2 separate regions of the Mus musculus genome follow, and region 2 is linked to region 1. The links are chromatin contacts, found by Hi-C or POLR2A ChIA-PET in ENCODE. All regions are on one chromosome and are shown on one strand. The core of a region is the stretch at or near the end of the contact, and the rest is flanking DNA. Distances in the headings are between cores, read along the strand shown.

Region 1 (4,253 bases), core at 506-3,005:
ACAAACCTGCTGCTTTCCCCGCCCCCCAACAGCAACAGTGAAACCAGAAGCCAACAAGATAAAGGGAGACAGAAGGCAACATGTATATCACTTCCCTGCTGTGTGTGGCAAGCTAGTGACTCTTTACAAGCACAGATTCACAGTATGTCCACTGAAACAGTGTTATTTTTCAATAGAAATCTGACATTTGGCACAGGGTAGGGTTTATAACACTATAAAATAAGCTATTAATTTGATTTCTGCTGACTTACTATTCTTGTTTATCTCTGCTCTTAAAGAAGAAAATCAACTTTCTGTAGAAGAGTTGGTCCAGAATATGGAATATTTAAATTTGAGGGAAAATGGTTTGCCACAAGTTTGTTGGTAAGATAAACTAAGACGCACTGTATTCAAAATTCGTGTTACTATTTTTGAAATAATAGTTCATCTCCAGCTGTAAACTAAAAATGGTTTTTCATTTTACTTCCAAAGCGTCTGAGTCACTTAACACTCTTCTAAACTTCGCTACAGATTCGTCCAGTGGCCGTCAACGTAAAAAGCCTGGAAGCTAGAGAGCAGATCACTCTACAGTCTTAAGACAATGGTATAAACCTTGGAGTGGGCTATTTGTTCCGGTCATTAAACACACAGGAAATAAGCTTTTCTGGTTAGAAAACTAATTTACAAAGGGCAATACGACTTCACAAGAGTACAGAAAATCTTATTAAGATAGATAACGACCAACTCATCCAAGCAAGTATTAGAAAGAACGGGAAGGCGAACTAGAAAACGAAATGCCATAAACTACCTGGTATCTGTTCCTTAAACCTGTCCTCGGGACTCGGTCCCAGACAACATCAGTTTCTGAATTTACTCGGCCCTCGGTGGAGCCTCAGCTTGGGTGTCGAGCAGAACGAGGATTCTACCAAAAGCGGAGCACCGCGAACAGCAGCAGGGCGCTTTCAACCTGACACCACTTTCTCCCCGGACACTCTCCCGGGAGGGTCAATAGAAAGCATCCGAAAGGAACCAGAAGCCGAGCAGGGCAGCCCTCTTCCAAGTCCCGAACCCAGAGTTCAGGCGCCTCTCGGGTCCCACCCGCCTGACCTTGGCCAGGGCACTCCCAACCCTGCCACTCTCTCGGTCCGCACACGCGGGGAAGCCGGGCTGTGCGGGAGCGAGCGGCGCGGATGGGGCGGACACGGCCCTGGAGGCGCGCCGCTCCGACAGGCGTCGCCACCGGGATCCCCGACAGGGGCCGAGCCACGGCGACGGCAGCGAGGACACCAGGGGCTGTGGGCCTTGGCGGGGACCCGCAGGGCTGGCGTCGGGCGCAGAGGAACCCGCGCACAGGTGAGTCCGGCCTCGCCCAGGTGCGCGCGCCCGCGGACGCGCGAGGAGGCGCGGCCCCGCGCCCCCCTCAGCAGCCGGTGGCCGCCTCAGCCTTGCCTTCCTCGCCCCGCTTTCCCCTTCCACACACGCACACCCGAGCTGCACACCTCATGCCCCACTTTACCGCGGCCTCCGCCCGGAGCACCCGCGCCACCGCGGTCCCGGCTCCTTCAGGCACCCAGCTGCCGGGAGCGGCGCCCACGACGGCCCGCCCGCGCACTGCGCACGCGTGCACGCGCTGCCTCTACCAGACCAGACAGCGACTGAGATTCCGGAGCGGGCACTCCCTACCGCGAACACTACAAGTCCCGACAGGCTCCGCGCACGCCCGGCGGCGTGGCGGGCAAAGGAATCGGGCGTCTTCCTAGTTCCAGGGTGGTGGCTCGCGGCCGCGCGCGGGGCGCTGGGTTCCCCATGCCGCGCTGCATCCTGGGGCTTGCAGTTTTTGAGGACCACGAGGCTCGGCTTAGGACGTGGAACTAGAGGTTCTCTGATGTCATCACCTAGAGCTGCGAGGCACAGGGATCTTTAAAAATAGGTTTGGTTCCTTTGCAGATAATTTGCAAGCTGTCCCATAGTGGGTACAAGAAACATAAAATTCACTGGTTGTGCACCAGTTTTTTGCTCCTAACCATTTCTTTCTCAAAATGCAATTTCACCTCATCCTTAAAATAGTGGTATTAATGCAAGAGGCCAAGGAAATTTAAAAGGATTGCTCAAAACTCTTTCAAGGAGATATTTTAAAATATTCAGCCTATTTGTTGAGCAACCTCAGTGTATGAAGTCCCTGCCCTCGTGGAGCCTGTGTTTCATAAGGGGAGCTAGCCCTTTACAAAATACAATCCTTATACATTTTAATAAGTGGAAGAAAAGAATGAGCTTCAGAGATAGAGATAGGGAGGCAGGCTTCAGAGAGGATGTCCTGTCCAGCAGCATTCTCTAAGGAAGAGATATTTCAGCTGAAACCTGAAGAAGGTGAGATATTTAAACATGCAAAAGAACTGGGAGAGAATTACATACCCCACTTTTCCCAGTGAGTGACACACACTGAGGCTCTCAATAAACGTTTGGGGGTTTGTATCCTGCACAGCTGGGGATCATGCCCTCTCACTTGAGAGTGTTTTATCAACCTTTCTCATGACAAGGTTCCTCTGTCGTGTACGTGGGACAACTAGGCTATGCTAGATGAGAGACTGGAGGGGTAGAACTGGCAAACTGCCCGTGCTGACTCTCCACCTCAAATCTCCAACATCGAAGACGATCAGCACCTTACCTTCTTAGAAATCTCAGCTACACAGCCTTGCTGAGGGCCATCTGGCTCTTCTTCAGGTGGGAGCAAGAAGACTCCTTTCCTTATCTACAGACTGGTTGAAAGAGTCCATAGAGTTGCCAGCGCAGCCCTTTCATTTGGCCCATGCACTGGGCTTTTGCTGATTTAACTGAATGTATAGATGAAGTTTTAAAAAAAGTTTTCACATAAAAATCCAAATGTCACCTGATTTTCTCAGGTTTTTTGAGCTAACTTTCCTTGGCTTGAAGATCTGAAAGAAATTCCTGGCTTTTCAGCCCTTGGAGCCCTAGGAGATTCCATTGGGAGTGATTAGAATGTACATAACGAATTGGCTGTTTGCAAATCTGTAACAGAGAAAAGCAATTAAGTTAGGATGGGCTTATTCTGGCTCACAGGTTGAGGGTCTGCATGGTTCATCCTGGTAGGGTAGGTACGGTAACAGAAGAATGAGGGTCAGTCAGAGCGCATCTGGCCCGTATTCAGGACGGGTCTTATCTCCTCAGGTAAACTCTGGAAATTCCCTCACAGACATGCCCTGAGTTCTTTCCTCCCTCTCCCTCTCCCTCTCTTCCCCCTCCCCTCACCCACCCCCCACATCAAGTTAGCAATTAAGTTCAACCAACACAATCTAAAAGTCAAATTCAAGTTCAGTGTCTTTTCGTGATGGGAAATCCCTAACCCTGAAGCCGTGAGCCTCTCTATCAACCCCCTCTGCGTTGGACGAGAGAGCCATTCTCCTGATTGTCGTTACCATTTGACTAAGCAGTGTGCAATCACATAATGAATCCTAAAGCTTATTTGGCACTGAGAGTTAAATGTATGCACAGTGACAGAAACCAGAGAAGGGATTCAATTTGCCCAATGACACACAGCCGAAGTATTCTCCGGGCTACTTTGAGGTTGGGGTCCAGCCAAAACTTGAGAATTCCTGATGTGCCTTTAAGTTCAGAGGCTGAAAGAAGGGTAGGTATAGAAGATAAAAGGCTCTCTGCTCTTCCTCTGCCCTACCCCCCTTTCTTCAGTTCATTATATAACATAAGTACTTTCGCTGTTACTTAAGAAAAAAGTGTAAGCATGTGAGATATTCCTATGCTGAGATTAAGTCTGACAGCAAACCAAATGAAAGAGGACGGAGTGAAAGAGCAGAGGCACGCTAGAATACTTCCCAGAGCCAGTCTGGACCGAAGGCTTTGTAAACTTCAAAGTACCTTTGAAGCATCGCTGCCCCGTCATCACCATACTTCACACGGATGAAGTACTTGGGTGTTTTATTCTAAATACTCCTTGGTTTCTTTCTACACACTTAACAGCAAGATACCAGCCCCTCTGATAGAGCCAAGCAGACCGGGGTACACAAGCCAGGAGACTAGTCCAAACGCATCTGGTGCTACTGGGTGTCATTTTCCTCCCCGCCCCCCTCTCATTTTTACTTTTGTTTTTAGTTTTTGAGACAGGGTTTCTCTGTGTAGCAGAACTCACTCTGTAGACTTTGCTGCTCTCGAACTCACAGACATCTGCCTGCCTCCACCTCCCAACTGTCATTTTCCTCTTTGATACGGTCTCTGACTTCCCTTCCCCAGGAACACCCTGA
Region 2 (4,253 bases), core at 614-3,113, 120 kb before region 1:
GGTCTCCGTGTCTTAGCTATTCAATTCTGCTGCAGCAGCATAAAAATTGCTCCAGACAAGATGTCATCTTGTCAGGGGACACAGCTGTGGTCTAATAAAACATGTGTGCGTATTTGCACTTCAGAGAATTTACAGTATCACAAAATAGTGTCATTTGGATGTTTTTCCCCAACCATAAAAATAATGCAAGAACTGATTTTTTTCTCAGCTCACAAAGAGGCATCAGGCCGGGTCTGACCGTAGGGCGTCACGTGCAGGTCTTTAGCACATTATTTCTCTCTAGATGTCAGGGGGTCCAGGAAACAAGCCGAAGTTCCAACTCAGCTGCTTCTACTGTTTTGATGTCATTGGGGTCAGTTTCCCTATAGGTGTTGGCATCTCCGACTTCACTAGTCACAAATACAGCTACAGAAGGCTCTGTGAAGGGACAATCTGCGCTATCAAGCTCTCTCTACAGCCAGGCTTCCTAAGGATTCCCAGCGAGCCCATTAGTGAGTGCTCCTCCTATATGGATGACCCCTGAGACGACCCAAGGGAAGAAGCATATTTCTGTGGACAAGCCCTGAGCCCAAGGCAGTCAGGAGCCCTGGCTGATAGGAAGTGAGGGCCCACATGGTCATCTGAGCCAGCACAAAGAGGACACTGCCCCCTGACCCACAAACCACGCAGTTATCAGGAAAAAGAGGGAGAACTCCACACTCACGCTTCTGCCGGGGTGTCAGGAATGACTTCAATGATATATGCCCCAGAGAGCACATCCGGGAAGTCTCGGTGACGGTCCTTCAGCTCTTTGGCTTTGCTGCTTGGGAGAAAACGTGCTTGTGTTAATATTAGCTTCCCACAATCTTCTCAGGCCAGCACTCAGCTTGAAGTCTTCTGATCCTACTTGACCATGACACATCTAGAGGCTTTGGCACAGCACAACATTTATATGGAGGTCTGAGGACCACCTCCAGTCCCTGCCTTGCACCTTGTTTGAGACAGGGTCTCGTTTGCTGCTGCATACACTAGGCTAGCTGGCCTGTGACAGGGAATCTCCTGTTTACCTCCCGTCTCCACAGAGAAAGCACTAGGAATATAGACGCCTACTTCTTTGCCTGGCTTTACACGGGTCCTGGGGATTTGAACTTAGATCCTCATACTAGCACAGTAAGCACTTTTCCCACTGAACCAGCTCCCTAGCCCCTGACTCTGCTTTAAAATGGCCTGCCTACCAGCATCAACAGGACTCCAAATAATAGTAAGGAACTACTTTAAGCAACAGCACAGGACTGCTGCTGTGGTTGGTTGTCACCACCACAGCTGAGCTGTACATGGCTATACAGTGGGCACACCTACACTGCTAACCTCATCCTGAAGGGGACGGTGCTGAGCACCCAGTAAGCTGAGATGTACAAGAGCTTAAGGGAACGACCCAGGAAGGTGACTCCATAGCCTAGCTTCCAAAGACAAGAGGTGTGACTTCCATCTCAGCATGCCATCCCATCCTTGGCAACACTAAGAAAAGCACCATTGTTCATAACCTGTGTGGAATGTCTTAATATTTTGACAATTGAATAAAACAGCGCTATCAACACATCCTCCTCTCGAATGACTCAGATATTCAGACTTGCTAGTCAATTCTGTTTCCTGTACTTCATGAAGGTACCCTCACCCCCACCCCCATCCACCCCGAACCTCTTCCGTATGTCATGAGCCTGGCAATCCCAAGCAGCAACTTCTGCACTCAGGAAAACAAGTCCATCAGTCATCAGTACCCTAAGGCAGGACCCACCCCTGCTTTCTTGCAGCCACACCCTCACACCAGTGTGCAGGGGAGTCCGGTGCTCCAGGCTGGGGCGGGCACTGGGGCGGGCAGTGAGGCATTCCTGGAATGTGAGTTTCAACAGAATAAGTGGAGAGAGGCAGGCACAAAAGTGTGCCTGCTAGTGAGCCTTCTGATGCTCAGGCCTGCCTTCAGGGAGGAGGGCGGAGTCTTGGGAGGGGTGGAATCAGACCTGCCAACACAAAGAGGCCCAAGGCCACACACCTCCCCTTCCCCAGTGTGATGACTGAAGGAAAGAAATAGTTTCTCTTCAAGAATGCCCACAAAGCCTTGTGAAGCCCAAGTGTACATACATACAGGTCATTTGTCTTTACAAAGTTATGTGTCCTGTTTACCCACCTAGATGTGAGCGACATCATTCGGATCCCAATATACTTCTTCTTGGTGACAGCTTTCCCTGGTGTGACAACAAAGGGACCAAGAAAGAGGGGGAAAAAAAAAAGTAAGTCAGCACAGTCCTCCGGAGTGTGGGGAGACAGGAGCCAGAGCTCTAAAGCTCCACCTTATAGCATGAGCCACGGGGAGGGAGGGGGGAAGGGGGGAAGGCACCCAAAAACTGTAGTTCAGTCCTGGCCTGGGTTCCAGATCTACAGTGAGGAATGTCTCTCACTTTAAAAAATACTCAAAACCTGTGGCATGACCCTGTGTGTGTTCTATGGGTGTCCGGAATGAGAATCCCTTTGTTCAACCACCACCACCACAACCACCACCGCCGCCACCACCGCCACCCTGGAAACATTTATTCTCAGCTTGAAAGGCCTGATCTTCACAACTGTCATCTTCCCTTCTCCCAATTCCTTAAGGGCAGCTATGCCTCTGGTGTAAACCTGCCAAGGTCTCCGGAATGCCCTGCTCTAGTTACCTTTGGCCTGTCGATCGTGGGACTCTGTCAAGAACTTTTTTATCTTATCGGATGGAATTGCGAAGGAGATGCCCGCCGTCACCTTCAAGGTGTTAATCCCAATCACCTCGCCATCCTGAAAAAGCAAGGGACACAGCTCACTAACTCCAGGAGGGTCAGAGGCTGGCACAGGCTGGAAGAGGGCAGAAAAATCTATAGGACGGGTGACTTGGAAATGTGTTGCCAGGTGTGGTGAGAGGCGTTAGGGCACCTGCATTCTGGAGTAGCTGAGATAGGATCACCGTGAGATCCTGGCAAGCCTGAGCTACAGTTTGAAGCCGAGTTTCAAAAACAGGTTGAGAGAAAGATGCTATCTTGACTGGTCATCCCAGGCTCTACCCACAAATGCGTACAATTAAAATAGTAATAAAAAAGAAGCGTGGGCCGGGAAGACGGCAACGTGGTTAAAGTGTCTGCCGTGCAAATAAAAGCACGTGTGTGTGTGTGTGTGTGTGTGTGTGTGTGTGTGTGTGTGTGTGTGTGTGGTGACCTGGCAGTAATTCCAGCCTCAGAGGTAGAGGCGAGATCCCCGAGAGAAAGCTGGCTGGAGCAGCCAGCTGTAGTAGCACCTAGCTCTGGATTCAACTGAGAGACCCTGCCTCACTGACTAAGGGGAAAGGCGAATGAAGATGGTCCTCCATCAACCCCGGGCCTCCACAGGCACAAATACACACATGTGCACAGCAACACCCTCTCCCTCCAATGAACACACACACACTTGGGGCCACAAACATGCAAATGCTCATATACACAGACATATGAGCGAGGGAAGTATTTGAGCTGTGTCTGAGAATCAGAAGGGCTGGAAGGAGAAGGACTAGAAATAACGAGGAGAGACATTAGGGCACCTGGGTAGTGCCACCCACATTCAGCTTTGAAGGGAACAAGAAGCTCCAGGTAGAAGCTAAATGGTTGCCTTATTGCATAGATGGATGATTTCAAACTCCACAATATTTTCTCTTTTCATGGGAAGGGATGTCTGAGTTGCTAAGGTAACTATCCATCCTTCCTTCCTCTCCTGTTTCCAATGACTCTAGATGCTGGCTTGAGCCACAGGCCTCACTCCTAACAGCTTCCCCAAGGTATGGCAGGGACAAGTAAAGCTGTGTCCCTTCCCTAAGAAGTTTCTGGTGACCTGATGCTGTGCTGACAAAAGGACTCTGAGAACTTTCAGTATACATTGTTCCTGGTGTGCTTTGTACATGTCCATTCCTGACACCAAGGGATCCAGCAGGACGGTACCATTGGGTGGCCTCTACTTGATACTCTCTCAAACAACCCCCAAGCGCTGGCATTCTGTGACCTGAAGCCTTCAACCTTATACTGAAGTGCTGAAGTCTAGGTTAAGTGAGACATCTGTGAGCAAACAGGTGGTTCCCCGTCATACCCACAGGCATTCAGGGAGAGTTCTGGCATGGATCCGAGCCAGGCCAGCTCATCTCCGCTCAGCAACCCTCAAGGCTGAAGGTACCTTTCTGCAGCTGGCAGTACTGTGGGGACTTTCAGTCCCCTTTCTGCCTAGACTGG

The links. Hi-C counts contacts between places; a loop is a spot of excess contacts on that map. ChIA-PET counts read pairs that join two places held with the same protein, here RNA polymerase II (POLR2A).
Region 2: a loop to region 1 is called in a map of gastrocnemius, with 3 times the contacts of the local background. The contact joins the enhancer-like site here to the promoter of Plekha1 in region 1. A Hi-C loop is called at or near these places in 1 of 37 maps with a recorded cell type or tissue (gastrocnemius). POLR2A ChIA-PET finds 5 or more read pairs at or near these places in 1 of 5 experiments (Patski).

The regions. Positions count from the first base shown.
Region 1 is chr7:130,863,226-130,867,478 of GRCm38, reverse strand. It overlaps Plekha1 (pleckstrin homology domain containing, family A (phosphoinositide binding specific) member 1), which reads right to left and starts at 1,755. Exons shown (of 13, transcript NM_001346515.1): 1 at 1,496-1,755. It overlaps Gm5602 (a long non-coding RNA gene), which reads left to right. Exons shown (of 4, transcript XR_869992.3): 2 at 766-1,332.
Region 2 is chr7:130,980,206-130,984,458 of GRCm38, reverse strand. Htra1 (HtrA serine peptidase 1) reads right to left here. Exons shown (of 9, transcript NM_019564.3): 6 at 2,688-2,802; 7 at 2,165-2,222; 8 at 704-799. Among named protein-coding and RNA genes, the nearest start is that of Htra1, 46 kb to the right of the region's middle. Within about 2 kb of position 1,863, at least 1 of the 3 ENCODE cell types and tissues checked has a DNase peak (open chromatin) inside an H3K27ac peak, as active enhancers do.